Regions from separate parts of the Homo sapiens genome. Here regions 2 and 3 are each linked to region 1. The links are chromatin loops, found by intact Hi-C in ENCODE. Cell type or tissue: dorsolateral prefrontal cortex. All regions are shown on one strand.

Region 1 (8,000 bases):
CATTCATAATACCAACCTCTTCCTAAATTCACCATCCACCACTAGAGGGAGAGATGAATGAAAAAGGCCCTAGCATGGAAGTGGAGGTTACAGCATTTCTCCAAGGCAACATTTAAGGAAGCCCAGTTGAGGCCTTTAATGGGGTTTAAGTTGTCGGCTTTCCTGCTCACATGAGTGTTAACCGTCTATTTCAGAGGCTTGTTGGAGGGGGCACTGCAGTTCATGGAAGGGTTAAACCCCCTCTACCTCCCTTTCTTTCTCCTCCCTGCTCCCGTGTCAGGAGTTGGTTCCTTCCTGTGGGTTCGTGGTCTCGCTGACTTCAAGAATGAAGCTGCGGACCTTTGCGGTGAGTGTTACAGCTCTTAAAGGTGGCACGGACCCAAAGAGTGAGTAGCAGCAAGATTTATTGTGAAGAGCAAAAGAACAAAGCTTCCACAGCGTGGGGGGGGGGGGGGGTGGGGCAGCTTTTGTTCCCTTATTTGTCCCCACTCATGTCCTGCTGATTGGTCCATTTTTCAGAGTGCTGATTGGTCCATTTTACAAACCTCTAGCTAGCTACAGAGCACCGATTGGTGCGTTTTTACAGAGCACTGATTGGTGCATTTTACAAACCTCTAGCTAGCTACAGAGTGCTGATTGGTGCATTTTACAATGCTCTTGTGAGACAGAAAAGTTCTCCAAGTCCCCATCCGACCCAGGAAGTCCAGCTGGCTTCACCTCTCACTCCCACCAATTTGGGGTGGCAAATGTAGACTCAATTCCTGCCACTTGCTGGCGGTGAGCTCCCAAAATCCACCTACTGTTGTTTCTTTTGAGAAAAAAAAGGGGCTAATAAGACCAGCTCTCCCTGTTGTAAGCTTCAGCTGAGATACAGGACATAGAAGTACTTCATAAGCATTAACGTGCTGTACAGATACAAGGATGTTTACTATTTTTCTGCTGCTTCCTCTATCTGCATACGGGGCTAGGGGAATGCCAAGCAGAAGCACTTGGTGCTCATAAACCCACCTTATCATCCCTGGAGCCCTGATCTACAAGTAAATAAAGGATGAGCAAAGAAGGAAGGGAGTTGAACTTGTTAAATTCCTTCTTTCTGACTGTTGTGAGGCCGCAGCCTGATTTCCCTGAGGCTGACTTTGATGATTCTTTAGGCTTCAGGCACCAGGATTACTTTCATGGCTGCTTACCATTAATTATAGGAAGAATCCACAACCCTAATCCGAAATCCTTTATCTGACAGCAAAAGTGTGTGATTTCTCTAAAGACAGCTAATTTTTTAATCTAAAATAAATGGTTAAGCTGAAAGAAGGCTGTGCCCTTCTCAGTCTGTACATGAGGCATTGTGGCATAGAACAAAAAGGGCTGGCCGGGCGTGGTGGCTCATGCCTGTAATCCCAGCACTTTGGGAGGCTGAGGCAGGTGGATCACCTGAGATCAGAGTTCGAGACCAGCCTGACCAACATTAAGAAACCCCGTCTCTATTAAAAATACAAAATTAGCCGGGTGTGGTGGCACGTCTGTAATTCCAGCTACTCCAGAGGCTGAGGCAGGAGAATCACTGAAACCCGGGAGGTGGAGGTTGCCATGGGCCGAGATCGCACCATTGCACTCCAGCCTGGGCAACAAGAGCGAAACTCCATCTCAAACAAACAAACAAACAAAAAAGAACAAAAAGGGCTGGACATGGATGCAAGTTTTGTTCCTTTCCAGCTTTATAAAAGAGGAACAACATAAGTCCCAGCCTCCCCATCAGATGAACCACACTGCGTGATAAACGAGATAATATGTATGTAGTTATAAAGAACCTGGGCTATGATGGCAGACAACCTGGTTTTCAAAGACTTGCCCTGCCACTTACTAGACAAGTGACACTGGTCAGGTTAACCTTTCTAGGCCTCAGTTGTCTCATCTGTAAAACAAGGCTAATAATAGTATCTGGTTTAGAGGATTGCTGTGAGGATTACGTTGTAAATGCGGGTGAAGCACTGAGAATGGTGTCTGGCCATAATAAGCACACAGTAAACATTAGCTCTTGTTATTACAAAGAATGTAAATAAGAGTTGAAGACTATAAAGCACTCCGCACATTTCATTAGCAATGGGGTCACCATTCGTAGACAAGTCTCAGCTCAGCTTTGCAGCTTACCGTCACAGAGGCAGGGAACAGAGCTAGCTTGTCAAGGGTCTTCTCAGGAGGAAGTGGGGAGGTAGCCCATGAAGCAAAGTGATGGGGAGGGAAAGAGGGGGACATAAAGATCCTGCAGAGAAGTTGGCTCCGAGTGATAGGAGGGTGTGGGGAAGAAAGAAGGGGGCAGTAAGGATTCTCATTATAGGACTGGCCGGGAATGGTGTGACCACTGATTCAGGAAGTGGGGAAGACGGGAAGAGACTTCAAGTGTGGGGGGAGCCAATTCAGATAGGAGGTGGCCTAGACAAGGTGAGGGCATCTCAAAGCGACACCAAGCCTGGGTGAGATCACGTCTGGAGCCACAGAAGGATGAAGCAGTTTATATTTAAATGCCATGGCAAAACAACATCCCCACCATTACACCCTCCATTCTCATTCAAGTTCTTCGGGAGAAAGGAAAAATATGGTCGGGTTCATTGCTATTCAGTTTTGAAGTTGAGCCTGCATTTGGACACAGGCGCTTGGGAGAGTGGGTCATTTTCTTTGACACAATTATTAAGGAAACCGTTTTAAATGATTCCTTGAGTCCCCCAATGGCCCAGGTGGAAGGTGCTGTTTCCTGGTACCTGTCCAGCCCTCTGAGCTTTTCTCTCAGCTTCCAAACGCTGCAGTTGAGAACTAGCAGATCCTATTGGTAGTGCCCTGTGGCCCACACTCCTTGGTAACGGTGAGAGTGGGGAGTAATTAGGAGCGGCTGCCATGGGCCAGGCATTCAGGTCAAGGCCGAGGATGGTGGCCAGGGCCACAGAGCCAGGGGACGGGTGGGGACCCAGCAGGCCTGCGGCTGGCCGCTTGCTGAGCGCTCCAGCAGCGGGGCCCTGGGCGGATGAAGGGCCGGAGAAGGCCCTCTGCTGGGGCCGCGGCGATCTTGCAGCGCCTGGACACCGAGGCTGGGGCACTAACGGTCCGTGGGGCTCCCGACGTATTCCTCTAACTTCCCCTTTCTGTCCTTTCGGTCTGGGGCCTTTTCAACACCCCCTGTGGCCGGGGACAGCTGGGGCAGAAACCGGCAGGCGGCAGAAGCCTCAAGCAGCTCTGACCTCTGGCACCTCCCCAAGACCCAGAGCACAACATCTGTCCCCAGAAATCCCCGGGCGGAGAAGAGCGCGCGCCAAGCCCTTCCTGGGTACTCAGTATTCTCCCTTCCTGGGAACAGCCTGCCCTCTGAGGCCTGGGCACCCGGGTTCCCGAGCGCCGGGTCCCAGCCCCGCGGGGGCGCCTCCGCACCCCATCTCCGCGCCCGGCGCAGAGCCGCCAGTCTCCGCCGCGGGGCCCCGTGCCCCGCAGCGCCACCTAGGGGCCGGGCGCCGCCTCCCGCCCTCAGGGGCACCCCCCTTACTCCGCAAGGACTCCGGGTCTCCCCAGTTCTCCCGGCAGCCGGACCCTCCCAGCCTCGGCCGCCGGGCCGCCCTCCGCATCCCAAGCCCGCCTCCCGTGCCTCCCCGGGGGCGCACCGGCAGCGAGGAGCGGCTCGGCGAGGGCGCGCAGCGGCGGCCCAGGCCCAGGCCTTGGGGCTGGGGCTGAGGGGGTGAGAGCAGGCGCGGCCGGCGGGCAAGGGGAACCGGGCGATGGCAGCGGCGGGCGGCCGCGGGAGGCGAGGCAGCGGCGGCGGCGGGCGGCGCGACGAGCCCCTGTGATTGGCACAGCCGGAGCCGGAGGAGGAGGCCAGGGGAGGGCGGAGGCGGGGGAGGAGGAGGAGGAAGGGGCGATCGCGGCGGCGGCGGCGGCGGCGAGGAGCTGTGCCTTCCACCTCTCCAGCCCCGGCAGGACGGGGGCGGCCGCCGCGAACCCGGGGCGGGGACAGCACGCAGCCTCGAGGCGCGCACCCCCGCCCGGCAGCGGCCCCGACACCCGGGGCGAGCGGGAAAGCGGCAGCGGCGGCGGCGGCGGCGGCGGCGGGGGAAGGATGCAGGGGAAGAAGCCGGGCGGTTCGTCGGGCGGCGGCCGGAGCGGCGAGCTGCAGGGGGACGAGGCGCAGAGGAACAAGAAAAAGAAAAAGAAGGTGTCCTGCTTTTCCAACATCAAGATCTTCCTGGTGTCCGAGTGCGCCCTGATGCTGGCGCAGGGCACGGTGGGCGCCTACCTGGTGAGTCCCCGAGCCAACTCCGCCGCGGGCCCCTTCCCCAGCCCGGCTCTCGAGCGGCCGCCTGGCCCGACGAGGGGGCCGCCCGGCGCTGGGGGCAGGCGGGCATGACCTCGGCCCGGCGTGGAGGTTGGCGAGTGGTGCAGAGGCGGCCGCCGGGGGAGCTGCCGGCCGGGGCTGCCAGCGAGCGGGTAGCGGGCGGGACCGTTGATGCCGGTAGCAGCTCGCGCGCGTCCGGCTGGGGCAGGGGGTGCCGGGGGAGGAGAGGCGGCGGGCAGGTGGGCGTGAAACTATTCCTCTCCCCCCATAAGAGCGGAGCGAGACGGTGAGTTCAGGGTTCTCCTTGGAGAGGAACGAAAAAGCGTCGGGGTTTTCAGGTGACCTGCACATGGGAAGAAAAACCAGTTAGCATCCTGCGTCCTCTACTCTCCATTGCATCCTCCTCGAGAACAAATCTATTATGCATCATTTTCTCCGGGCGCTTTCTACATCCGCCAATTACAGGGGGATATAACAGCTTAGAGTGAAATGCGCCCTAGTGTGGCCCTGGCCTGAGCCGGGGCTGCAGGGGGAATATTGCCACCCGGTATCCCTATAGCCCTCTTTGAGCGTCTGGGATAAAGTTACGGTACCTAGAGAGCAGCTGCGAGTTTGTGTAGTTCCTGCTATCCACTCTTAGTGCTAAATTCCCCATCGTGGTCTGTCGCCTACAGAAGGTTGCACCATTTTCCACAATGAATATGTATTTTATTTGCCTCCAGAAAGGGGATGTTAATGCTCAGAGGGCCCATGGGTGCGTAACATTTCAGAGGAAACAGCTTGTAATGACTCAGCACTGTCAGGTACCTACTTTGTCGCTTTCGCCTCCTCTGCTCAGGTGGTCGCAACTTGAGTTCCAGAGAGCGTGCTTCCACACCTAAGTACAGTCCTGTCTAAACGGGAAATTTTTTTTGAGAGTTTATAGTGTTAAATCATTACTTGGCTATTGACCCGCAACTGGAATCAAATGTCATAGACTTTGAGTATTCCTGAGCAAGTTTGATGGAGATAGAATTGGACAAGATTTTGGCCATTGAATAACCACATCCAGAGATAGAACCACGCGTATCCTGATGCTATGATTAATCCCTCATTCCTGGCCTTGGGGTAAAGTTCATGAGGGCCAGACGCTGGGGGCTGTATACCATTCATAAACTATCTCTTAAGGCTCAGGGCTCACTGTTAAAGGGAAATACAAGCAGTGCTTGGTCTCCGGTGTTGAGGAAGTTAGGTGGTTGTGAGAGAGGGGGTCTTCAAACTCAGCTCTGTTCCTGGGGTGACAGAATTTCAGGGCTTTTGAAAATCAAATACATTTCTGTTGCTCATTCTGAGACGAAAAGCGTTTACATCCCGGTCTCTGTCTTGTGCATTCGTAACTTGTAGACTGCAAGTGAACCCTGTAGTCAAAAGCATACCTTGTTTTCTGTTCTATAAAATACACTTATTGTGTCTATAGTTATAATATGCAGTTGCAGACAGTACCTATTAGCCCTTGGAATTTGAGGGATAGGGGATAATTGTGTTTTGGGAGTCAGTTTATCGGCACTTCCTTAGGGGAAATTTAACTGTTAAAATATTTAAATAAGTACATGTATTACAGAGATGCAAATTCACATTAATAAAATATATGTGGGTCTGTACTGTGACATATGCAAAGTACATAATACCTAACCGGGTCTATGTTTAGAAGGAGGTAATTAGTATATCAACAGCTGCCTCCACTTTAACGGTTTGTTTGCCTCAAACCAATTTTGCTCGGTAGAGTGCATTATTCATGTGTGGCAAACACCCGCAGAACTTTTCACCCCAGGAGTGATAAAAGCGTGGGCTTACTATTTTTCGGTTGCAGTGATCTAAGGATTTGACAAATAAATGAAGCTGGGCTGCAACTAGATGAATGGCCTAGCTCCTTTAGAAAGTTAAGAAGCCGAGTACTCCTGGAGTGGTGGACTTCTGGAGGCAGGGCTGGCCCCAGGAGATAGGAGGTTGACTTTAATCCCAGAACAGGGGAATGGCAAGCAGAGGAGGAATTCGGTCCACCTGGTGGCGGCATCCTGGCACTTCTAGCCTTCGCTGATGGAAAGCCTGGTTGGGTGGGGTAGGGTAACAGGAGTCAACAGGTGACTTGCAGAAAGCAGCTGGAGGCCCAGGAGAGGACAGGCCTAGGAAATTGAATTCATTTTGATTACTAGGAGTGGAGGCATAAGGCTCTAAGGGCTCTGCTTTGCCCGGCTGCCCTCGTCTTTGCCTTGCCATCGGAGCCTCATGAAAATAAATAGTTGGCTTGTCAGGGTTGACTGACGCAGCTTGCTATGGGCTTTGCTCTTCTGGGCCACTTCAGAGTTTTCTCTTCATCTGTTATTTGGGAGATGGGGAAAAAAAGTTTGCTCCTTCAGCCATGCGAGACTTCTCTGTGGATAATTGGAGAATGAAATATTGCAGGCTGTTTGCAGGAAAGGCACATTTCTTCCTTTTAATTCATCATGGCTTTCTTAGGAAACCTGAGACCTTGTGTCTGTAGGGGACCACAGGGCAGGGTCCACGTGCTAAGTGTGCGTTATACGTGATCCTTACCTTGGCAATCAGCCTGCCTCTCTAATGAGGCATTTCCAGATACTTGAGGAAGGACTTGCCTTGGGACAGTGCCAGTAATGCTCCCTTTCACAGAGAGGAGGGTGGTTACAAATTCTATGCCAACGATGTTATTTCCTATTAGATTCCCAGAGTCCACCTTCTTATTTCATCTCCCCAGGTGCCTTAAAATATTGCAGTTTCATTTCCTTATTTTTTTCTGAAAAGACAAATTTCTCAGTGTCCTGAATGACACTAGTGTAGGCTTCCCAACTGCAGAACTGAAGCAGAAGGTTGCCTGTGATTTAAGAAGCAACTTTGAGAAGGAGGACTCGTGTGTGTGTGTGTGTGTGTGTGTGTGTGTGTGTGTGTGTGAGAGAGAGAGAGAGAAAATGTGTGTGTGTGTCTGTGTGTGTGTGTATGTATGCATGTGTTTGTTTTCCACCAAGAACCTGCCCAGGGAGGAAACTCAAAGGAAAACTGTATTGTATATAAGGCCATCAATTGTTAGGCTAGGCTGGGGGCCTGCAACTTTTGCCTTGGTGTCAGGCAGTACAGAAAGACACTGATCCTGAAAGCCAGACTCAGTGATCTAGATAAAGTAACCCAGGTGCAACCTGGGCCAACTGTGGATTCTGAAATCTATTACGGTTACAAACATCTTAACTGGAAACCATGCTTCAGATAAACCAATAGTCACAGGGATGTTCCATCATAGTCACCTAAACCTCCTGACTGGCTATGACATAATTTTTGCAGCATAAGAGGAGAGGCCTGCTCGGTTTGATAGTCATTTTGTATGGAACAGAGAATGCAATTTAATTTTCTTCTACTTGGGTTTTGGCTTCGAGTGGCTCCAGTCCTGTTTGCAAGGATGTAACATGTGCTTAAGTCTTGGACTGGTTGGAGAAGATGCAGGCATATGAGAACTGCATGGGGAGAAAGTCATTTTGTGTGTGCCTATTGGTGTTTTGCAGAGACCCCCTAAAATGTTTTAAGCCACTCGCTGAGGGTAGCCCTGCATATAGAGGTTTCTGTGTGGTATCAAATTACTGAGGACTGGAGTAGATAAGGGTGTGTACAGGAAATTAAAGCCTCTGACACTTCTAGATGATTAGTT
Region 2 (8,000 bases), 220 kb after region 1:
ACGACATTCTACCCCGTGGAAAAGGTGTTGAGATGTTATGGAAACACTTCTGACTTCACAGAAGGGTTGGTTCCTGAACCAGTGGACAAGAAAGTTAATTCTGGCTTTCAAAGAAAGCCAAGAGCTCTAGAATTGTAGGGTTCAGGTTTTCATCTTTTCCTTTGGCAGAAAAGAGAGCATTCTTCAAGCCTATTCAATTCTAAGTACCAAATGACAAGCCATATTAAACAGATCCCAGTGAGCTCCCCACATCCTTTCCTGCTTACACCACAAGTGGACTGTGTGCCAAGCAAGGCTTTGAGATCAATTGCACTTCGGTGGCTTTTGAGTAGTTTCTCAACTCCATCTCATCTAGTGACATTTTAGAACGGATAATTATTTGTTGTGGAGACTGCCCTGTGCATTGCAGGTTCAGTGGCATTTTTGGCCTTTACTCACCAGATGCCAGCAGCAACCCCAGCCCATTGTGACAAGCAAAACTGTCTTCAGACATGGCTCAGTGTTCCCTGGCGGGCAAAGTTGCCACTGGTTAAGAACCACTGCTTTAAGAGAACCTATGCTCGAGGTCAGGCACCGTGGCTCACGCCTGTAATCCCAGCACTTTGGGAGGCCAAGGCAGGTGGATCACCTGAGGTCAGGAGTTTAAGACCAACCTGGCCAACATGGTGAAACCCCCGTCTCTACTAAAAGTACAAAAAATTAGCTGGGCATGGTGTCAGGCACCTGTAATCCCAGCTACTTGGGAGGCTGAGGCAGGAGAATTGCTTGAACCGAGGAGGCAGAGGTTGCAGTGAGCCAAGATCGTCCCAGTGTACTCCAGCCTGGGCGACAAGAGTGAAACTCCTTCTGAAAAAATAAAGAGAACCTATCTTCTTTCAAGCCAGCCTGTCATGTGTCAGAACTAAACAGTCATTTTCCTTATAATTTTTTTTAAAGGCCCAGTTGCTGCCTGCCCATTGCTGATGCAGGAAGTCTGAGCCATTCAGTTAACACCAACCCGAAAGATGCAGTCAGAGGCTGACTTTGCTTCCCTGCTGTGCACAATTTGTCTCTTCCCTCTCCTTCATCTGCAAACAGAACCAGAAGTGATCTTCCAGAAGAATAAAGCTCATATTGTTTGTTCCAATTATGAGGATCGTTTCTCCAGTTCTGGTCTCAGGTGGGCCTTAAGGACCTCACCAGGTGATCTGCCCAGGTGAACGTGGTATGCCCTGAAGGTCTGCTATTTACCAGTCTGTCTTGTTACCTTTTTTAGAGGAGACATTCCTCAGCAATACCTGGCCTCCATTTTCCAGCCTGTGAGTTAGAACCCCGATGCTCAGATTTCTCTAGAGGAACACACTGCCTGCAAGGATGAGTTTTCCAGAAAAGCCATCTTCCAGGACAGAGACGCAGAGAAATTAAGCAACTCATGTTGATTCAGTCTGGGAATCTCGAGAGAGCTGACAAGCAGGGCGGTGGGGGGTGGCCAGGAGCTGACATGGCTTTCTGGTAGGCAGCCCCACATCCTGCTTCCTCCCTGTGCTGAGTGTAATCACTTCTGCCCCTTCAGGAAAGTACTTCACACCCGTGGCATAGAGCCAACAGTGAGGTGGATTCCGGGTCCTCTGGATGCCTGGGATGGTGAGATGCTTGAGAAAGTTTTGGCAGTTTGTTCAGACTTGGGGACTCTCCAGTCTGCCTTCCTATCACCCAGCAGGAATGCCCTTCCCTTCAACCCTGATACCTGGGCACTTGGCCTCCACCTGAATACCCTTGGTGGTGAGCAGCTCACTACCCCTCTGAAGACAGCCAGTCCCCCGTGCTCCATGTTCCTTGTCACCTGCTATCTTATGACTGCATCCTGAATCCGACTCTGGCTTCTGGAGGGAAACTTGGTGCTTAAGCTTTTATTCCCCATGACAGTGTTCCAGCCTTGCTGCCTGCTCATTGTGTTTTCTGGGGCTAAACTTCTCCAGTCCTTTAGTTATTACATGGCACGGCTTCTAGATCCTTACTTCTCCCAAAAGCCCCTCCAGGAGGTAATCCAGCATGGTATGGCCCCCTCTAAATGTCACATTCCAGACTGACCACACTGGCAGCTGACTCTATGAGAATATGGGGGCTGCCCCTTTGTAACCCTGACTCTGTTAATGCCACGGAGGTTGCATGGGCATTTGGGATAAGTGCATCACTGGTGGGAACTCATGCTGAAGCTCCATTCCGCTGCAGCTCTTCCTGCCTTGATGAGCTCTTGCTCCATACCTTCCTCAGCCCATCCTAAAGTGCTTGCAGGCGAATGCTGGCTCCCTTTCAGACAGATAGTTTGGCCATGTTGAATCCTCAGTCTACCTCTAGTGTATGAATCTTCCCTCTCAAATGGGCATAACATGCCAGTGTATCCATCCCACATGCAGAGAATGGGATAGGAGTGACCCTTTGGCACACTGGCCAAGACCTCCATCCTGCTCCACAGGACTTCACACATCTGCTCCACGGCTTTGAGATGGTTCCGCCAGTTCTGTGTCTCAGCATCATGCATGGTTCCCTCTCTCATATAGTGAGTGAGTGTTTTTGTCCAGTCTGTACTTGCCTCACAGTATAATGTGTTTATGACTTGTCTTCAATCTAATCAGCATCCTGTTCCTATCAGAAAACTGCAGAGGAAATGAAGTTGGTCTGGCGTGACTTGTTCCTGCTAAACTCTGTCGACTTCTGACAGTGACAGCTCCCTGCTTGCAGAACACATAAATCCAGAGTTTAATAATCCATCCTTAGTTTTCACCAGGCTTCAAAATCAGCCGACTGTCATGTCAGCAAGCGGCCGTGTCCCCCTTAGTGATAAAATCAGGGTGAAATTTGCATTTGACTCACATCTTGACTGTTTTCCACCGTTCGTCAAACAAAACCCATGGTGTAGGGGCCCCGCTGGAGGTGAGGTTGGAAAGGGGTGAGAATGCATCGGTTGCGTGCAGCTGGTGCCAACCTGGCTAGCACCTCTGCAGTCTGCCCTTCCCAGTCAGAACCTCAGGACACCAACCCTGCCTCTAGATAGGAGGGATTTCTGCTGATGCAGCCTATGTTCTGCTGCATGTTCAGTACTTTCCCCGGATGCAGGACGTAGTTTTGATGTTAGGATTTCTGCTTTATCCTGGAACCCCAGCTCCCATCCCTATCTTGTGCCCTATGCATGATCACTGAGTCTCTACTCATTTGCTCCTGCATGGGGCCTGGGCATGAATCCACGGATAGACAGTGCCCCAGGGACCTGCCGCTAGCCCACCCACTCTGCCCCCAGAGCCTGATTCTCATTCTGCTGAGCCTCACTCTGGTGCTCACGGGCCTCCTTGGACACTGTACACCAGCACCGTACACCAGCCAGGGCAATCCCCACCAGTCAGCACACACTCGGAGGGAGGCCCTGAGCCAGGTCCCCACCTGCACTCAGAGCCCCATCTGCCTGTAGTCGCACAGCCTGGCATGGAGTCAGGAAGCCTGTGAGGGTTTAAAATAGGGGATGAGTGTGATTTAATATGTTTTGGGAAGATGAACCGAGTCAAGTACGGACTGTATGAGATTGGGGAGTGTATTAGTCCATTCTCATGCTGCTAATAAAGACACACCTACAACTGCATAATTTATAAAGAAAAGAGATTTAATTCACTCACAGTTCAGGATGGCTGGGAAAGCATCAGGAAACTTACAATCATGGCAGAAGAAGAAGCAATCACTTCCTTCTTCACATGGTGGCAGGAGAGAGAAGTGCTGAACAAAATGGAGAAAAGCCCCGTATAAACCCATCAGAACTCGTGAGAACTCCCTATCGTGAGAACAGCATGAGGGTAACCACCCCCATTATTCAGTTACCTCCCATGGGGTCCCTCCCACGACCCGTGGGAATTATGGGAGCTACAATTCAAGATGAGATTTGGGTGGGGACACAGCGAAACCATATCAGGGAGGTCCCTGATATGGGTCCTTCTATTACCCTGTGGTTGGGGTAATAGCAGGCCTCCCTTCCCTTCTTGGGCTTTTCGGAGATGGTCATTTTTTTGACAGACACGGCGTGAGGACCTTCACTGATTACCACAGACTCCCACAGAGTCATTTGCCCCGCCGTGTCCTCCTACAGGCGGGGGAGCCACCCTCAGAGGAGCTGGTGACCCTCCTACCTTGAACTGCACTGCTTCAGCCACACCAGTGAGGCAGGCATTCCCTGGCATGAGAAAGCGTCTGGCTCCCTCTGGTGACAAGAGGAAGCACCTGAGCCTTTGCCGCCATTTCCACTGGTGGTGGAGCACGAGGTGAGGATGGATAAACTAAGGTCCAGAGATCCCCCACACTGTAGGTGCGGGGTGGAGTCCCAAGTAGAGGCCCCATGCCACTAAAGCTCAGTTCTGTCTCCCTCAGGACCCTGGGCTTCCCAGAGCCAGCAGGGATATGGCTCTGAGCAGGTTCTTCAGCACTCTGCAGGCGCTGGTTCCTTTGGAATTAATTAGATTTCTCTAAAATTAGCTTAGAGTTAGAGGGATTTCCAAAGCCCTCAACCTTCTGCTGCCATTTCCCCTTTCTGAGTGGGAGGAAGTGCAGGATCCTGCAGGACCTGGGCTCCTACGCAGTTGTGTGGCCACAGGCTGGTAATGTAACTTTTCTGTGCCTCCATTTCTTCATTTATAAACTGATGGTGAAGACACCTGCCTCTCGGGGTTGTGAGGATTACATTCTATGCAGTGTCTAAAGGCCCTAGCACATGGCGGGTATTTAATTAAGAATGATTTTGTTGTTGCCATTATTCATGGCATCAACAGAGCTGGATCTCGAGGTAGCAGTGGGCTTTCCACTGTGGAGCAGCAGAAACCGAGTTAGTTCGCTATATCCCCATTGAGTGAACACCTGAGCATGCTAGTGAATGAGAGTGAGAAATAACTGGGAACTACACAAGTTGGCTTTTGGGAGCACCAGAGCTGGCTAGCACAGGGCCTGACTTGGGTCTTGCCCTTGAGGCCTGGGCTCATCCCCAAGGTTTTCCGAGCCTCAGGGACCTCCACAGCAGCACTCCATAGCAGGTGTCTCCCTGAGGCCACATAGCCTGAGCAGGACACACCTGAGCCCAGGAGCTGCTGTGCTTCTTGCTGTAGGCAGGTCATAGCCTGACCTCGGCGCACCTCCGCGGGCAGCTGCAGCCCAGCCATCTCCTACACAGCCACACCACTGACTCTTCTTGTTTGCAAGGGTCTCCGTCTACTGTCTGCCTCACATCTTGGGGCTCTCCCACACCTCTGCCTTTGCCCAGGCTGTTCCTGCTTTGCCCAGGCTGTTCCTGCCTTCTTCCTGTTCTTCCTCCCCTTTCTTTAGTCCTCTGCTTTGTTTTTATTTCAGCTTCCCACTTACTGTACATGTATCACTGGGCACGTTACTTCATCTCTCTGTGTCTCAGTTTCCTTACGTTAAAATGGGAGTGTATCTGCGCATAGGGTTGTGGCGACGATTAAATGAGGTAGTACATGGAATGTGCTAGAACTCAGCCCTCAGCTCACTAGGCATCAGCACCGTCATCCTCACTAGCAACAGACCTGCCTCAAAACCCAGCTCTGGCCCTACGCTATGAATGGGGATATTTCCCTCACTGATGTCCTGTGACTCATCTGCCATACTCGAGCTTGCGCCCTGTGAGAAACAGTTTATCTTGTGTACCACGTTTAGGAAACTTATTTCCAAGCCTGCCCTTTGCTAGGCACGGTGAGGGGGTCCAGCGATAATGAGTAAAATGGTCCCACAGGTCAGAGCTCCCTGGCAGTTTTCCACCCGGCCAGTCCTAACCAGGGAGCAATGCCCATGAAGGTGCTGATTTTATCCTGACATCTGGGGGCCCTGGGATGGCTGCATTCACGTTGGATGGCCCACCACATGCATCTAGTACTCCATGCCACTAGGGGGCACACCACAGCTTCCAAGTACCCTCTCAAGTGTTGGCCCACATGATCCCCACTCTGGTCTTGGGAGCTGTGTTAGTCTCCTGGGGCTGCCATAACAACATGCCATAGACTGGGTGGCTTCAACAACAGACACTCATTTTCTTACAGTTTTGGAGGCTGGAAGCCTGAGATGGTAGTGTTGGCCATGGGTCTCTTAAGAACTCTCTCCTTGGCCAGCAGACGGCCAGCTTCTCACTGTGCCCTCACACGGTCTGTCCTCTGTACCTGAGCTTCCTTGGTGTCTCTGGGTCCAAATCCCTAAGGACACCCATCAGATTAGGGCCCATCTAAGGGCCTCATTGTAATGTAATAATCTCTTTAAAAGCCCTATCTCTGAACACAATCACGTGCTGAGGTTCCCGCGGCCAGGGCTTCAACATGGATTTGAGGGGACACAGTCCAGCCCGTAATAGGGGGAGAGCAGGGCAGGTGACTGCCCTGTTTTCCAGATGGAGCTGCTGAGGCTTTGAGGGGTGAGTGCCTCGAGCACAGCCTCCTGCTGTTGCTAAGTTGTCCTGCAGAGCTTTGAAGCCTGAACTAGACACAAGGTCCTGCGGTCTCTGCACTGCCCCTTGCTGGGGGCTTGGGTGTGGACAGCAGGGAGCCTGCAAAACCTGCATCTGAGAGGATGTCCCTAGAGAGCTTCTGGGAGGACCCCACTGGGCTCACACACAGAATGCGGGCCCTTCAGGAAGGCACAAGCTGTTGTTTCTCTGGATGGATTTCCGGCCTGCGGCTAGCCAGCCAGAGAGGCATGTGCCTTCACCCTGGTAAGGCCTGGCTGGGCCTGGAGAGAAAGAAAAGATGCCTCTTTCAGCTAGGTTGAGAAGCCCAGAGTGGCAACAGCTGCGGCTTTGACCAACTGCAGATCCTCCCCGAGCATCCTGAAGTCGTCTAGCTTTGTGGGATATCGTTATACAAATTATTCTCCATGAGGCCAGGGCTTCCTACCCCTCCCAGGCCTGGGTAGTAATCAGTTTACAGTTCAACACACACGGAGTCCCTCCTCCAGGGCTGTACTGCCCCTATGGAAAAGGTGATTTTTGTGTTTTTTTAAACAGGGTCTCTGCTTTTCCCGAGCCTACAATTATTATGGCAAGCCCAATACATGGAGTTTTTTTTTTTTTTTCCTCCAGTCCAACTAGAAGCAGAACTATAGAAAAAGTCTCAGGTCACGTACTATGACAGAAGAGAGAAGGTGAAGGATGAGAGAAAATCTAGGAAGGCCCCTTGGAGGAGGTGGTATTTAAGGCAGGCTTTGAATGGAGGATCAGTTTTTGATGCACCGCTAGGGCCCTGGAGGAGAAGGAGAAACTGGGTTGAAGACCAGCATAAGCAAGGCCCATGCCCATACCAGACAGCAGTAGGGGCCATACTCGGTGCCCCAGAGGCCACACGGGGTACACCAGGCAGAGTTCTGTGCTGAGTGCTCACACTCGTGGCGGCATACAGTGCTGCTTTGGCTGGCTTTACGAGAGATTTGGGTTCTGTCACCATGCTCAGTGACTTTGGTCTGGCCACATTTGGTGAATGGCTGCCCCTCCACCTTCCAGGGTGAATATCAAATTGTGTCCATATTCTTCCTTTAGCCCATGTGCCCAGATGCATTTTTTTTGGGCGGGGGAAGGTAGGTATTTTTCATTTTTATGGATACATAGTAGCTGTGTGTGTGTGTGTGTGTGTGTGTGTGTGTGTGTGTGTGTGTGTGTATGGGGTACGTGAGATTTTTTGACACAGGCCTACAATGTGCAATAATCACATCAAGGTAAATGGGGTATCCATCATCACCTCAAGCATTTATCATTTCTTTGTGTTACCGACATTCCAGTGATACTCTTTCAGTTATTTTTAAATGTAAAATAAATTACTGTTGACTGTAGTCACCCTGTTGCAATATCAGATACTAGAGTTTATTCATCCTGTCTATATTTTTGCACCCATTAACCATCCCCACCTCCCCTGCCCCCTTCCCAGCCTCTGGTAACCATCATTCTACTCTTTACCTCCCAAATGCATTTTGGGTACCAGCTATTTCTTTGGTCAGTG
Region 3 (8,000 bases), 290 kb before region 1:
TTAAAGTCTTGTTTTTGTCACTGACTCTGGTGAGGGTATTGGAAATAATTATAAATTTGATTTAAGAGACCCCAGAAACCAGAGGCCTTGGAAGTGGCAGATACTCACCAGGGTTGTCTTGTGGTCTGTGCAGTCACATAGGGCTCCACTCTCAAGAAGGCCCCTGTTGGGGAATTAATGGACTGTGGGTGCCATCTTGAAATCCTTAACAATTTTATCATCGGATTTGTTTGTGTTTTGTAAGTGCAGTCCAATGGGACAAAGGAGCACGCCCCAGAGGCATGGTGGCCAAGTTCAGGAGCAGTCCTACCTCCAGCCTCCTCCCTGAAATGAGCCATTCTCTTCCCGTGGACTGCATCTGCCCTGAGGACAGGCTCAGGAAGGGATGGGCTCTGGTAGGTGTGCTGTGAGACCTAGGGTGAGGCCCGAGGCACCTCGGGTGGTGAACGCTCACCCCTCAAGTTTCTCTGTTTTCAAGGAGGTACAAAATTAAATAGCAAATAAAAAGTAGTATGAGAGGTTGAGAGAAAGATGAAAGAAAAAAGGAAACAAGCTTTACCCCTGCTTTTTGGACAAGAGACCTCACATTTTAATTTCGCACTGGGCCCTGCAAATTATGGAGACAGCTCTGGGGCTCAGCCTTTGGGTATCATGTCCAAAGGCTGAGAGCAATTCCTCACCAACTCCAGATGGTGAGCTCATGGACAGGGAAAAGTGGAGAATGGAAGTCATAATCTGCCCTCAGTTTTTGCCTTTCATGTTTATTATATTTCAAGTAGCAAATAATTACTTATCTTTTTTTAGGGACCGGCTAGTGCTCCATAGACATAGGAAAACCTGGAAACCACTTGGTGAATTAAGACTGAACATTTAGACTTGCGATTATGCCCTTGTAATCCTCTAGTCTTGCCTTGGTTTATGAATCTGCTAACTCAAGTAGTGGGAGAGGCTTCTAGAGGTAGATTTTCTGGTGTTGTGTTTTACGTTGAATATCAACCATTATAACACAATATTGTGCTGTGTATTAGATTATGACCTTCTTTTAACTTGCTTATCTTCCCCGCAAGCCTTCCGTGTGACAGGGAAGAATAATTGATGCTGTCTGTATTGCAGATACACACACACACACACAAACACATGCACACACATTACGGCACATACAGCATATATTATTTTGTTTATACTTTAATATGGGTAAGTAACAGTTGAAGTGCCCTAATCAGGAATATGCCCTGAAGGGGGAGTTAGTATTTTACTGAATTTAATGAGAAGCCAACGTTTTAGCGGAAGCTACTGCAAGCCTGCAACTATCTTTAGAACATTTCTGATTAGCATGAAAGACATAAAAGATAGTTTTTTATTGATAAAATGAGTGGTTTTGTAGACTGACTAGAAATAATTATGCAGAAACAACCTGCCTTCCATAATGGGCCACAAGAATCTAAGGTGCCCATCAGCCTGTAGCTGTTAGAGTGGTGCCTTAGGCCAAAGGACTCCATTATATTCTGTATCCAGTTCCACTTAGGAAAGAATCTCTCATTCTTTTTAGATCACAGTAATAAGTATATTTTACATCATGACCCAGTACACACACATACACACACATTCACACTGAAAGGAAAATTTTCCAGAGAATGTGCTTCTTACCTCACTTTATGTAATGCTATAGTCTATTCAGTTCTACTCTGTTTCGTTGTTATTTTTATTGCTGGTTGCAACCCACTAAATTCATTCGAGAACACACTAGAGAGATGCAAACTGCAGTTTGAAAAGCCCTGAGTGGGAGGGCTAGCTTAATCTTGCTGCCTGAATATTGTTGTATGTTCTGTGAGTGAGTTCTTGCAAGGTGCTGGTTGAAGCGCCTGACATGGCCAAAAATGGACGATTTATTGAGTTACAGGATTAATGGTGTATTAGTCTGTTTTCACACTGCTATTAAGAACTACCTAAGACTGGGTAATTTACAAATAAAAGAGCTTTAATTGACTCAGAGTTCTGCAGGCTTAAGAGGAAGCATGACTGGGAGGCCTCAGGACACTTACAATCATGGTAGAAGGTGAAGGGGAAGAAAGCACCTCTTACCATGGCAGAACAGGAGAGAGAGAAAGCAAAGGGACAAGTTTCACACATGTTTAAACCATCAGATCTTGTGAGAATTGACTCGCTGTCATGAGAACAGCAAGGGGGAAATCCGCCCCGATGATCCACTCACCTCCCACCAGGCCCCTCCTCCAATTCCACATGAGATTTTGGCAGGGCCATGAATCCAAACCATATCAAGTGGGACACATACTCTTGTGCTAGGGCGGTAATGAATGTTCATGCATGTGCCAGAATTTGGTTTGTTTGGGACTTGCTTCCATTGTAACTACTACCAGGTAGTAAAGAGTCGGGAGAGAAAACCTAAAGCTCTTTCCTGAGCCCAACTACTGGATGTTACCAATAACTGCAAAAATAATGTAATAATTATGACTAACCACACTGGTTTAAGTGAATTTACAAACAATACATTTTTCTTCTTCTTCTTCTTCTTTTGTTTTTGTTTTTTTTTTTGAGACAGAGACTTGCTCTGTCACCCACACTGGAGTGCAGTGGTATGATCTTGGCTCACTGCAACCTCTGCTTCCCAGGTTCAAGCAATTCTCCTGCCTCAGCCTCCAGAGTAGCTAGGACTACAGGCATGCAGCACCACACCCAGCTAATTTTTGTATTTTTAGTAGAGACGGGGTTTCACCATGTTGGCCAGGATTGTCTCCATCTCTTGACCTCATGATCCACCCGCCTCGGCCTCCCAAAGTGCTGGGATTACAGGCGTGAGCCACTGTGCCTGGCCAGCAGTGCATTTTTCAAATGAAATACCATTAGGCATTTTAGTGGGTTGAATGATCACAACCGAAAAAAATAGGTAATTTTTTTTAATGTGATCTTATTTCATGAATGTGATCTTATTTGGTAAAAGGAACTTTGCAGATATAATTAAGGATCATGAGATGAGATCACCTGAATTTCTGGCTGTAGGCAGGGGAGCCTAAATCTAATCCTGTGTCCTTATAAGAGAAAGACAGAGGAAAATTTGAGAAGGGGGAGAAAGGAGTGAAGATGGAGGCAGAGACTGGAGTTACACAGCCACAAGCCGAAGAACACCCAAAGGCCCCAGAAGTTGGGAGAGGCAAAGAATGGATTCTCCCCTGAAGACTTCAGAAGGAACATGGCCCTACTGACACCTTGATTTCAGACTTCTGGCCTCCAGAACTGTGAGAGTAAAGGCCTATGGTTTTAAGCCACCAAGTTTGTGGTCACTTGTTATAGCAGTCCTAGGAAACTAATATAGGCGTTAAGTGAACAAAGACCACAGAACTCTCTTTGATAACCCTGCCAGTCACGCGGTCCCAACCAGTATGATCTCATCCCAAACAAAGGACCAAAGATCTATTATGTATTTTGTTTTGCCAGCTTATTCAGAGTTGGCTTTCAGGAAAGAACTACATCTTGTTTGATTGAAAATATTTTGAAACATCATTCACCATCTCTGATGGTATTTATGGCTCAACATTCTTTATAGCAACAAGATGAATACTAAATTAGAAGCTTATTTCAGAATTGTGGTGGGCCTGCCTTCCACACACTGACAGGGAGAACTAACTTCTTCAAGGAAGAATAAACAGAGGGAGATAGCCAAGGGATCCATTCTAAGAGATTTTATTTCCTTAAGCAAAGGTGGCCCTGGCTTGGACATCGCAGGAAGATTGAAGTGCCATCCTTGTGCCAATAAGAAAAAAGAGGCAGCCCACATACGTCGGGGTTTTGGGTTTGAGGTATGGTCCTATGATAAGACAGGTAATATCCTCTTATAAATAGCATAAAAGGGAAAAAAAGGAGAAAAGGAGAAAACCACAACATGGAAACTTCACATTTACTTTAGGAAGTCAGAGTAAATCCAAAGATCAGAGAACCTGGCATAGATCTTGTTAACATTTTGAAATCAGTTTGTCTCCAGTAATAGTCCTAAAGTGTAAGTATTTTTAAAAAAATTCTTCTGAGGCAATTGCTTCCCTCCCACAAACCACTTAGCAGTACAAGCTTCTTGGTTTTAACTTCAAACATAATGTGACAAAAATGTATATTTCAAGGACAAATTATGATGGAAAAATAGATCATTGTATTTATCTTCTACAGGTATGATGAGAGGATTATTTGATCATTTCTACTGAATCATTAAATCAGAAAGATTGCAAAACATTCTGTGAATTATACATGCAAATTGCCTTTAATAACACCAACATTCAGTTGCCTCTGGAATCTAATAAAGAAAATGTTTTTGGTCCACCCAGCAGCATTTATGTAACAGGGCCAACATGAGACATAACAGTGACATTTGAAACGAGCTTCAAATGACATGAAAGCCATTATAATATGACAGTATTATGATGATCTTATTAATTGCCGTGGACATCGTTAGGTACTTTGTTTATTAGACAATTCCAATTGTCTAATATTTAACATTTTAACCTTTCCAATTCTTCCCCTAAATTTTTAAAAACTATTTTAACATGCTAATTTATTTTTTGGGTTTAAGATGGATCTGAGCTAACATTATCTCATTTTAGGAAGCCAGGTAGAAAAATCAACTTTCCCCATCACAAGGATTTATACAATTCCTGGGGATGGACTCAGGCTGGACTGGCTTGGATCACATGACCATATCAGGATCAATCACTGAGGCAGCTGGCGGGGTGGATCCTCTCTCTAACTGGGAGCCCTTCTCTGGTCCTCATGTTTCAAAGGAAAAGACCCATCTCCAAAGAAAAAGGTGGCCATGCTATTAGCAGAAAGGACTAAGGGAAGGAGCTATTCAGAAAAACACAGGTGCGTGCACACACACTCAGACATATACACAGATGTACTTAGACAGACTGAAAAGATACTGGAAGAAAGTATAGTGATGTTGTAATCCCAGCACTTTGGGAGGACCATGATGTCAGGAGATCGAGACCATCCTGGCTAACACGGTGAAACCCCGCCTCTACTAAAAAATACATAAAATTAGCTGGGCATGGTGGCATGTGCCTGTAGTCCCAGCTGTTTGGGAGGCTGAGGCAGGAGAATTGCTTAAACCCGGGAGGCAGAGGTTACAGTGAGCCGAGATTGCGCCATTGCACTCCAGCCTGGGTGACAGAGTGAGACTCCATCTAAAAAAAAAAAAAACAAAACAAAAAAGTATAGTGATGAATGTGTTAGCCACAGTTCTGGATTATGGAATTACTGGGGATATATAATCACATGTTGTTTACTGTACTTGTCCCAGTATTAAGCACTTTGCCTTTTTATACACAGAAGTGATAAGACTTCACTAACACTAGTTTGTTATTGTAAATAAAAGGGGGATTGAAAGCTTTGGCAGAGGTAGAAGAGTTCCAGGCAGTAAGAGAATCGTGGGTGCTCTGTGATCCTCAGAGAAGACTTCTGGCAGGTCAGAAACAGATTGCTTTAATGGCGTAAATGAATGGTCACTCAGCGATGGGGAATAGCAGCTCCTGGAAAGGGCTACAAGGTGCTGCCAAACCGCTGCCCCTTCTTGTTTCACCTCCAGTTTATTCTAAGCAGGGGCACGTGTTTTTCTCTTTTGGTCTTGCTATTCTCAGTCTTGGATTACACATCTCTTCTGACTCATTCATCCATTCAAGCTCAGTTGAGAAAGGTTTTAAACCTCTTCCTCTGACAAAGAATCCTTTATTTAAATATGCCTCCTACCCACGAGAAACAAAGCAGGATTCAGTTACCAAGTATTCCAAAAGCCATTGTTTTCTAAGCGTTTGTCATGTGCGCACATTATTTTATTTCATTTAATAAATTCTGGGTTGCCATTCCAAATTTCAGATGAGGAAATGAAGACATGGAAAAGTTGTGTAACTTGTGGAAAATCATACGGCTTGAAATGACCTAACTGGGATTTGAACGGAAGTTGGTTCCAAGCCCATGACCTCGAAAAGGGAGGGCCTAATACTGCCACATCATAGCTATGTTGTTTTCAGCAAGTCATCTCCACCTGAGTCATAATTTTCTCGACTGTAAAGTCAGAATATTTATACATCCCACCAGCCTGTTGCACTGGCTCTTGGCAAGTTCTATAAGATGACACACAGAAAGGAACTCTGTTCATAATGGATCATGCCTGCACACGTGTGATATTTTGTCCACAGACTGAGCCTCTAGGAGACTGCCTACAGAGTTTGGAGGCACATCCAGTAAAGCTGGAATGCTAGGAAATTCAGGGGGTTGCACAATAGGAGGAAGGGGTAAAATGATGATACTAATAGACTGAGTCTGCAGGTGTGGGTTGGTAAGATGCTAGGCAGAGTCTGGGCAAGGTCAGGTGACCAACTGTCCTGACCTGGCCCAGGACTTGGGGATTTCTAGGGAAGTAGGAATTTCTGTGCTAAAACTGGGAAAGTCCTGAGCAAGCCAAGATGAATTCACTTGGGGAGCTTTGAGGACCAGGCAGCTCGATAGTGACACCATCCATATCTCATAGGTGCCAGCCCCTTCTTTGGCCCTTTTGGAAGAGCAGAGAAAAGCGTGCATTTCCAGAAATAATGAGAGATCAAGGAACCACACTCAGAGAGAACTGTAGTGATTCTCCCCCAAACTCATAGCACCCTGAAAGTGGACTCTTCAGAAGTTTCCTCAGGTCACAAGCCCGTGGCCATCCATTTGGGACATAACACTCAGTCTTTTCCAGGGAGGAGGGGAGGGCTCAGTTGGGAGTCAGAAGCCAAGAGAGCAGGCATTTCGAAGTTTGCACACAGCCTTGCATTTGAATGCTGTCCCTCTGCTAATTCACACTTTCCTTAAAATGCACGCTTTTCCATAGGGTTCCTATGCCTTCCTGACTAGTGAGTTCTTGAGCTCTCCCGTCTTTCTTGTGTGGTAATGTTCAGGCAGGACTGAATACCCAGAGTGGACCTGGTGCAGAAAAAGCTGTGACTCCTACCCCAGCCCACAGTATTCCTATTTAGAAAATTCTGCAATCTTATTTTGACACTCCCCAGCTCTCCATGTGAGAGCCAAATTGCCTGGGTTCACATCCTGCTGTTACAAGTTCTTGCCAACTGTGTCCCAGTAAGCAAGTTACTTCATCCTCCTTCCCTATTTTTCTCATTAGTAAAATCAGGGTGATAATTATGATACCTAATATAATTGGTAGTGTGAGGATTAAATAAATTAATACATGCAACGTGCTTAGAACAATGTCTGGAAGCTAGTAAGTACTCAGTAAGTATTAGTGTTTATCAGTTTTTTACCTACCTACTCATTGCACTAGGGTGGTATTCTACCACTTTAAAAAACGAGATTTAAAGGTTCCCTTCCTTAGTTTAGTAGAAGGAGCATAAAGTTTTGGAGGTGTGTGGTTTTTCTCCAACATTGTGTAACTCCTGTAAGTTTCAGTTTCCTGGTCTGCTAAATTGGGCTAAGAGTCCTCTGAGGAGGATTCAACGAGATAATACACGGCCATTCCCTCCTTAGGGCCCCATATTGCTTACACTCTATCTACACTAGAGCATTGAGTATCCTATGTTATGTTTGTCACTAGACTGTGAGCCTCTTGAGAGAAAGGGTTGTATCTTTTTTATCTTCCCATTTCCAGAGCTTTACTCTGCCTGGCATGAAGGGAGAATCAAATCAATGCATGTCTGCTGAAGTGACGGCACCTAGTACAATACCTAGCTCGTATTAGAGGATCAATGAACTATGGTTTTCCTCCTAAGGTTATAAAGCCAGTCAGTAGCATAAGAGGGCTAATCTTGACATTCTGTTCCTTAAACCGATTAGTAAAGTTACCTTACAAGGAAGATTATTGAGGAAGTGATTATAGAATGCCTTTAGTTCATGAGCAAAAATAGCACTTAAATAGAGGTTCCATTAGACAGTTGATCTACCTTTCTATTTTCCAAATTGGGCTTTCTGTAAAACATCCATTGTATTTCCTTCAGTTTTCAGTT

What was found. Peaks named below come from ENCODE experiments on the same cell type or tissue, not always from the same donor. Only the 100,000 strongest peaks of a DNase experiment are listed, where the experiment ranks them.
Region 2: it touches region 1 in a loop (8-fold over the local background); 97 of 110 quality-filtered maps call a loop at or near these places.
Region 3: a loop joins it to region 1, with 10 times the contacts of the local background. A loop is called at or near these places in 3 of 110 quality-filtered maps.

The regions. Positions count from the first base shown.
Region 1 is chr15:91,849,816-91,857,815 of GRCh38, forward strand. SLCO3A1 (solute carrier organic anion transporter family member 3A1) reads left to right here and starts at 3,893. Exons shown (of 10, transcript NM_013272.4): 1 at 3,893-4,273. The coding sequence starts at 4,094. RefSeq lists silencers at 3,315-3,489, 3,358-3,497. In dorsolateral prefrontal cortex, CTCF peaks have their summits at 39 (motif pointing right), 3,384 and 6,374; DNase peaks (open chromatin) are centred at 3,126, 3,836, 4,436 and 6,380; H3K4me3 peaks cover 5,391 bases; H3K27ac peaks cover 6,749 bases.
Region 2 is chr15:92,073,323-92,081,322 of GRCh38, forward strand. All of the region lies in intron 2 of SLCO3A1 (solute carrier organic anion transporter family member 3A1), which reads left to right. Among named protein-coding and RNA genes, the nearest start is that of SLCO3A1, 220 kb to the left of the region's middle. In dorsolateral prefrontal cortex, CTCF peaks have their summits at 4,228 (motif pointing left) and 4,428; a DNase peak (open chromatin) is centred at 4,209; H3K27ac peaks cover 945 bases.
Region 3 is chr15:91,555,874-91,563,873 of GRCh38, forward strand. No RefSeq gene overlaps it. Among named protein-coding and RNA genes, the nearest start is that of CRAT37, 97 kb to the left of the region's middle. In dorsolateral prefrontal cortex, no CTCF peak of the experiment used is centred here; a DNase peak (open chromatin) is centred at 3,378; H3K27ac peaks cover 6,753 bases.